Linked DNA regions of Homo sapiens: region 2 is linked to region 1. A link is a loop called in an ENCODE intact Hi-C map of the cell type or tissue named here. Cell type or tissue: prostate gland. All regions are shown on one strand. Region 1 holds the start of LOC124903931 (a long non-coding RNA gene). Region 2 has its middle 9.3 kb from the start of TEKT3.

Region 1 (4,000 bases):
AGAGACAGCCACCAAACCAAAGATACACGTTTGATCCAATGTCCCAAGGGGGTCTGCCAAAGGCTTAGCTATCATACCACCTTCACAGCTCCCAGGTCGATATTTTTTTCAATCACAAAAAGCATTATCCTAAGTGATCAGGAGGGCACTAAGGGCATGTCTCTAGGTAGAGTGAATCACAATGATGCCCAGGATCTCAGCTTCCCCAGCGAGATCACCACCCCTCCCATTTTCCCTGGACTCATGGCTCCCTGTCACATCCCACCCCACCCCAGCAACGACATTCTGGCTTGTGTCTTCCAATAAGCGTTTCCAGCTCTGGGCTGAGAAACGTGTTACAGGCGTCTGAGGACAAGCTCATGGAGCACAAAACCAGCCTCACCGTTTGGTGATGATGAGAAACAGTGGTGGACATTTCCTGAGGAAGAGGTGCTACAGTTCTGCCAGAGATCAGTTGCGTGTCCATTGCCCACGATCCATTGCTAGAGAGAATCAGATAGATATCCTGAGTCAGGGAGGGAGGGAGGAGTGAAGGAAAAGGGGAAGGAGAAAGGCCCAGGGATGGCGAAAAGCACCCGCATCCACCTAGCCACACCGCCCACCCCTGCATGGTAAGAGCCAACGTTTTATGACTTAAAAGCACCTTGTAAATGGAGAAGTTCCACATGCACACAGAAACGATTATGTGCAGAGATGTTTACTATAGTAGAAGGAGCCATGAACTCAACCTTAGACACCTGCATTCAAGCCTTCTCTCCTCCCAGCATCTCGGGATCATTCCCCAAGCCCGCCTCTCTCAGTCTATTTCCTTGTTTATAGCTCCTATCAGTCTGATATCATCATCACCAGGCACAATGGAGATACTGTGAAGATGCTTGTAAATGTTAAACTAAGTCACAAATCCCCAACATAATTATTTCTCACAGAGACTAGAAAATCATGCTTACAGGCCGGGCACGGTGGCTCACACCTGTAATCCCAGCACTTTGGGAGGCAGAGGTGGGCGGATCATGAGGTCAGGAGTTTGAGACAAGCCTGGCCAACATAGTGAAACCCCGTCTCTACTAAAAATACAAAAAAAAAAAAAATTAGCCAGGCGTGGTGGCGGGCACCTGTAATCCCAGGCTGAGGCAGGAGAATGGCTTGAACCCGGAAGGCAGAGGTTGCAGTAAGCCAAGATCATGGCACTGCACTCCAGCCCGGGTGACAGGCTGGAGACTCCATCTCAAAAAAAAAAAAAAAAAGAAAAGAAAAGAAAAGAAAACGAAAAAGAAAATCATGCTTACAATGTGCCTTAAATTAAGAAGTGAAAGCCACCACTGGAAAACTGCCTGAATGTCTGCTCATCTTCATCGCCAAGAAAATAACTTTAAGATCTAATGGGCTGGACAGTTTTGTAACAGAAGTTACTCTGATGGCCTGTTCCTACCAGTGGAAGCTTTACTAACAATGTGTTGTGTTCATGCCATAAAGCCGACATGGGACCTGTGAACTCTTTTCCAGAAAAGCCCATTTTAACTTTCCAATTTCAAGTCCTAAAAGGGTGTTTTATAAATTAATTCACCCATCTGACTATGGTTTGGAGAAAAAAAAATCATAAATACTCCTCTTCTTCAACGAGGCTGCATCAAGAAAAAAAAAAGTTAAACAATCTTGTCAAATGAAGGTCGGGGACCCTAGATCGGCTCTGAAGTTACTTGGCTTAAATAGAGACCTGCGCAGCTAACCCAGCCCAGCGCTCGCTTGGTTCCTATCACTGAATCTGCTCTCGTTTTCTCAAAGCAACTGGAAGGGGGCAGATTGCCAGAAACTTCCCTGGGACGTCTGAGACTTCCAACTGTCTGCAAATAACACAGTCCTGAACCAGCAGGAGCACGGGCTGGGAACCCAGATGGGGAAGGGCGGGCCGCGCAGGGAGCCTCCCCGCCAGGCACTCACGCTGACGATCGTGGAGACGAACAGCAGCACCAGCACCGCGACGTGGAGGACGATGATACTCAGCAACAGGAGGAGCATTCTGGCGGCAAGTTCTGCTCAGCGGAGTTTCTGCCTGCGAGGAGAGCGCTGGGCGTGAGGCCGAACGCACTGGGCCGAGCGACGGAGGCGCGCGCAGAGGGAGGGTCCCGCGCACTAGCGGAAGGCCCGGCCTGGCCCAGCGCCCGCAGCCCGACCGCCCGCGCGGGTCAGGAGCCTTCGCGCCGCCTGCCGCCGAGAGGGGGCAGCAGCCGCCTGCAGGACCAGCGCCCAGTGCCCAGCGCCCAGCCGGGCCCGCCTGCAACGGAACATCTTTTGCTTTTGGAAACAAAACAAGCGGTTCGCACGTCTAAAACCACCCAGGGAACGGAGGGGTTTCCAGAAAATATGAGCAGAGGCCACTGCACGCTTCCACCCACCCCAAGCACCTCCCGGCGACCTCCCTGGAAGGTGAGAGGTCACGTTCTCCGAGACCCCGGTTCAGATGGTGAATTCCCCTATGGGGTGGAGGTAGGGGTGAGGGGAGTAGGTGCCCAGATTTCCGTCTGAGACCTGGAGACAGCCGTGGCATGCGGTGGGGGAGACAGCGGCGAGGAGGCTGGTTTCCCAGACCCCAGTGCTCTCCGCATTCCGTTTGTCTCCAAGTTTCCACCCAACTCTGCCAGCGTAGAGGAACGGTCCTGGCCCCAGCTCAGCCTCGCGCAGACTCTGGCGGCTCCGGAGAGGTGGTGCAGAGCCAGAGTAGTGTGGAAAGAAAAGAATGGCTCGAGAGGGTTGCCCGGACCCTGCGCTTCCCGTCCACCGCGCGCTTCCCCAGGCAGCCCCTGGGGTCAGGGGGCATTCTGCTCTTGCGCTAGACCCACGTGCTCGCCTAGGGGTCCAGTCTGCACCCCAGGCACTCAAAGCCAGGACACGAACCCCAACAAGCCTGAGCTCCGGTCTGGGTGCGGTGGGACAGGAGCCCAGGAGCCTGGACCGAAGGGAGTAGATGTCCAGCGGACGGGAGAGAGAGACAGAGGGTAAAAGGCTGAGTCCGAGAATTTCAGCCGGTCAGAGCCGGCAGGACATTTATCCCAAGTAATGCGGTCCTCGCCCCTCATTTTAAACTTTGGGGGAACTGAAGGCTGGGATGACCTGTTAGAGGACATGCATGGCTGTGAAAGATCTGGCTGAGACTCTGGGGACCATTTTAGGCAGAGTCTTGGGCCAGGGAGACAACGTTTCAATAACCCAGTTTGGAAAGTACCCAATCCCAGGCCCCTCTGTTCCTCTCCACAAGCATCACATTCAAAGAAACTCTGGAATGCACTGGAAGAAATAAACAAGGATTTCTGATGACTCCCAGAGGGTTTGAATTAAGCCGATGGCAGGAGGCTGGGAACTGGGGAACCACAGGAGTCCAACACTCTCGGGATGTCCGCCACAGGGACTGTTTTGCCAGTGTGTCCCAGAGTCAACGCCTCTTCAGCAAGGCGAGAACTGGGCCGCCCTTATCCGCTATCCAGACACCAGCACCATCACCCTTGCCCTGTAAGGTCTTATAGACCATAAAGGCTCTCCTCGTTGTATTACTCCAAGACCCATTGGAGGGAAACAGGACACACAGGGGACCCTGTGCCCCTAAACAGAAGCCCCAGGGAGCTGGCCAAAGCCCCGCGCCTGCGCTGCGCTTTCTGGCACCCTCACTGGAAGATGCCCACATTTCTCCTCCATCTCCTTCACTCTCCCCACCAAATCACTTACAGCCCAAAGGAACAGCTGTCCCGATCCTCAGGGTGGCCTCAAACACAAACTCGGGTGCGTTGGCTCCGCTGCTGGCGCCGCCAAAGCTGCGCTGCGGGGCTGCGCGCGCGCGAAGCAAGGGGGCAGTGGGAGGCTCCTGGCGTTCCCCTTTAACGGGAACAACGCCCTGTTTGCGTCGCTGCAGTAGGGTGTGTCCCTGGGTCAGCGTGTGCGGGAGGGCGGGACTCAGGGAGGAGAGGGGGCAGGAGAGAGGGAGGGCAGGAGACAGTCACTTGGCCTTAAA
Region 2 (4,000 bases), 90 kb after region 1:
AGAATCATAACTTGGGAAACAATGACCAGCTTTCCTCCTGGAACTTACTGGTGGTGTGGTATTGGGCAAACCCCCAGATCAACTGGATCTCTCCATAAGAAGAAAACAATAATGCCTCACTAGTCCGAAGGGAAGATAATGAATCAGATGCTCTATCGAAGTCTTTTCCAGAAAACAGACTGAAGCTGGGATGCTCGCTTGTAAATGGTTCTTGGAGAGCCCATCAGGCATGGAACCTATTTCTATAGGAACTGTCTGCTCCTCTTTTTGTCCTGGGAGAAATGTAACTCAAGGGAAAAGAAATCAAGGTTGGAGTTATCAGGTGAGATGCATTGTGAGTAATCAACAACCTCCCCAGCAGCCAAGATGGCTAGACAATCAATCAGTCTTCGTGCCTGAAGACTTTCTTGTATCATCTGGGACTACCCTGAACTTTAACCTTAAAGTTTCACTTATAAGGTCCTGGTATTATTCACCGACAGTCCTATGTCATAAATTAATCATCATCAACAACAAAAATGACTCATATTAAGCATTATAGGGAGATCCTTATAACCTAAAGAAGCAGATAGAAACACAGATGGGATACTTAGAGTGGGGAAAAATGCTTGGTTTAATGTTGTTAAGAGTCATTAAATGGTAACCATTGGATTATGGATAGTGTTGTGTTATAGATTGTATTTTGTACTATGTATTTAAAAAACGGGGAACTATACCAAGGCTACCTAAAAAGATCTGACATTTTAAGATCTGAGGGCATTTATAATATGCTCTCTATGATTCTGTAGAAACCGAGTATTATAAAGAAACATTGACTACTACTAACAGAAGGACACAAACTGGTCTAAGGAGGCTGATATCTTATCAGAGGTACATGGTGTTTCATCCAGATAAGCCAATAGGACCTTTATTAGTTTAGAACAATTACCTTTTGAGCTCAGCTACTACCACTAGTAAGAAGTTAGAATCTTCTTAAGAGGAAGACAGAGCATGTCAAACAGAATCAGAGAGTCAACATCTCTAATTTACCATCAGTCATGCAATCACTGAACAATTTGTAACTCTCAGTAGCATGCAAGACAATGAATTATGAAATGTGAGTGACAGTGGTGTACTGGAACTGGGTCATACTGGCTTGCAAGACTATTGTTAAATTTTCAAGAATTTTGCAAGCTCATTAAGCACAGCCTTTATTAAAAACTACATTATATAAATTTACTGTTTAGTAAATTATATTAAAACAATGGCAACAGATACCCAAAATTTATCACCTTCTAATTATTTCACAATATTTTATTGTTTTATGTCTTGAAGTTTATTTTCATCTATTGTATCTTTATAATGGAAACACTTTATCGTGATGTACTACTGAGCATCTCTTCCCAACTCTGACATCAGCAACATTGGTAGCTTGAAAATGACTACAGTGGGAGTATTTACATTATGGAAATGATCAATAGCCACAAAGCAAGGCTTGATTTATAGTTTTGTTGATTGTCTAAACTCAAGAAAGTGATGGAAAGTATAATGCACATTAAAGTATCTCCTGTTTGTAGCCATGAAATTGTGACAGGCACACACACACACACACACACAAATTGAAGCTACATTCTCCCACTATTTGAAAATAATTATCTGATTCAGCAAAGAAGTCATTCGTGTCATTAAAGTTTCCATATACATCTTCATTTTTGTCTTGTTAATGTGAACGGAGCTGTCAACCAACATTCATGTTGGACTCCTCTTATTCATTAATTGCAACTACAGGTTGGTTAGAAATACAAGAGTTTGGCAAAAATCAACAAAATAATTCTGTAAAAACCAACTGGCTATATGGAATTTATAATACAGAGTATTTGTATATTTTATTACTATTTATAAATTATAAGCTAAGAATTGTTTAATATCATTAAAATATAATAAACATTATGTACAGATACATACATTTTTCCCCAGAGATTCAGCTGTTAAATGTTTGTATCACTGTGAATGGGCCCCTGTTTCTGTCCTTAAGAGGTTAACATTTGGTGGGACGTGGGCAAAAATCCTACAGTGCAGGCTCTGGTGTGGTCAAAGCCATCAGAAAGAAACCCAGTCTCTTCGGAGCTCAGAAGAGGAAAAAGCACTGCCAGCCAGGAAAAACTGAAAGTTTTCATTTACGGGCTACAGAGAAAATTGTGTAGATCTTTAAACTGACAAGAGTTTGTGGAAACAAAAGCAGAGTTGGATATAGATAGATGTGCTGTATTTTTATAAAATATTTGAAATGTCATTTCTCAGTGATTTAATAAGAAAGTTAATTTATTTTTGTTGACATTGTTGGAAATAGTTTATCTTTTGTTTATAAACCAGAAACAGCCAGAGTCTGGCGTGTGTTAACTTGAGTCTGATTTGTGCTGGTCTTTGTCTAATTTACGTTCGCTTCAGTCAGCCAGTTATGAGGTTGCCAGGCTGTGGAGATGAAGGTGGCAGATAGCGGGCTGAGTCTTCCACAACCTTAGCGCAAGCTTCCAACACAGCTTGTCAGGCTATATAGGGAAGAATCTATTCAGCTTAGGGTGTGCGTGCTGACTGTGGGCCCCTGGGGAAGGAAGCCTCTCTAGCTATCTCTTTACGAAGCTATAGCAGACGCTGTCCACACTTCAACCCATGTCTCCTCGGACCCTTTGATCATTTTCCTGAGCACAGACTCCCCGTATGCTTATTCTTACATCTCCTTGAAGATGAACTGTCCTCAGGCTGCCAGAATCTACTTTGCTTAGGCAAGAAAGCCTGGAAGTGCTTGGGAATTTGTGCCTCAGGCCAATCCATAACCAAAGACTAATGAGTTCTGGGGTATAAATACCCCAGATGCTCTTCTCCTGAGGCGTGACCCTCTGAGGCATGACCTACCCTGTTTCCAGAGCTCCTCCTGTGGGAATGAACCAAAGTTACCCTCCTGGGACTTTGCTGGATACCACATTCCTGCATCTCCCAACTTCCCTTCTATAATAGATCCTACTTCCCCATTTCTTTCCCAGTTTTTCCCAGTAGAACATTTCTTGATAAATCACTTTCACACTAATCCTTGGAGTCTTCTTCTGGTGAACCTGACCTAAGACAGTGGCCATGTTTTATGTGGTGTGTTCCCCACCCCCATTTATTGGCCATGAATGTTTGGACCACAGGTAAACACCCAGCTCAAAGGTGGCCCCTCTGTGGACTGGCCAGTGGATTGAGGTGGCATAGCTCAAGTGCCAACCTAGGCAGATCCTCTCTCTCATGGGGTTTGATATTGAGTCATATAGAGAGTGACTGAGTCATCATATTTGATATTGCAAAACTCTGGCTGAGATTCACGACTCGATCTGCCAAGAAGCAATGAGATAACTCTCACTGGAGCCTTCTTACATTCTGAAGGACTTTGTCGTTTGCAAACATGCTCCCATTTCCATGGCATTTCTTAATTCTATGTGATTCCTTCCTATAATCCTCATTACTCAAGGTAATGGGATGTCTCTGGTCCTCAAAAAGCCTAAAATACAAGCTAGGAATCACCTCATTGAGGGACCTAATTTTCTGGCCATTTATTGCTGAATTATTTAGGGAAAGGGCCCTGAAAATTATCAAAGAGGCCATAATGATTTGAGTAGAAGCAACATGGAGCCAAATTAGCATTCATATAAGTTGGATAATGAAGATGAGGGAATCTATTTGAGATATTAAAAAGCTGAAAGGAAGCAGACTAGTGTTCTTACCTGAGGTAGAAAAAGCAGCTGAACCTCCTTTTGTCTTCCATATCTTCTGTCTTCCTCTCATTTGCAGCAGCCAAGATGGGGCTATCAAGTTGGGGAGCAGATAGTAGAAACAATGAGGGAAGAGTCTATATACTAGGAGTGTTGGAGCCCTTGAGTTTACAGTTGCCTTTTAAGTCTTTCAATGTCTTTTACTCAAGAAAGCACTTTAGTTCTAGTGATGAAAGAATCAGGCTAGACCAGAAACTGAGGCATGCTGTTTAGGG

The links. Hi-C counts contacts between places; a loop is a spot of excess contacts. Peaks named below come from ENCODE experiments on the same cell type or tissue, not always from the same donor. Only the 100,000 strongest peaks of a DNase experiment are listed, where the experiment ranks them.
Region 2: it touches region 1 in a loop (2.3-fold over the local background); 27 of 110 quality-filtered maps call a loop at or near these places.

Annotation. Positions count from the first base shown.
Region 1 is chr17:15,258,712-15,262,711 of GRCh38, forward strand. It overlaps PMP22 (peripheral myelin protein 22), which reads right to left. Exons shown (of 5, transcript NM_000304.4): 2 at 1,939-2,050; 3 at 383-482. The coding sequence starts at 2,016. It overlaps LOC124903931 (a long non-coding RNA gene), which reads left to right and starts at 2,248. Exons shown (of 2, transcript XR_007065632.1): 1 at 2,248-2,424. RefSeq lists a silencer at 2,181-2,300. In prostate gland, CTCF peaks have their summits at 2,203 (motif pointing right) and 3,782; DNase peaks (open chromatin) are centred at 1,840, 2,180 and 3,930; H3K4me3 peaks cover 2,489 bases; H3K27ac peaks cover 2,734 bases.
Region 2 is chr17:15,348,858-15,352,857 of GRCh38, forward strand. No RefSeq gene overlaps it. Among named protein-coding and RNA genes, the nearest start is that of TEKT3, 9.3 kb to the left of the region's middle. In prostate gland, no CTCF peak of the experiment used is centred here; a DNase peak (open chromatin) is centred at 2,454.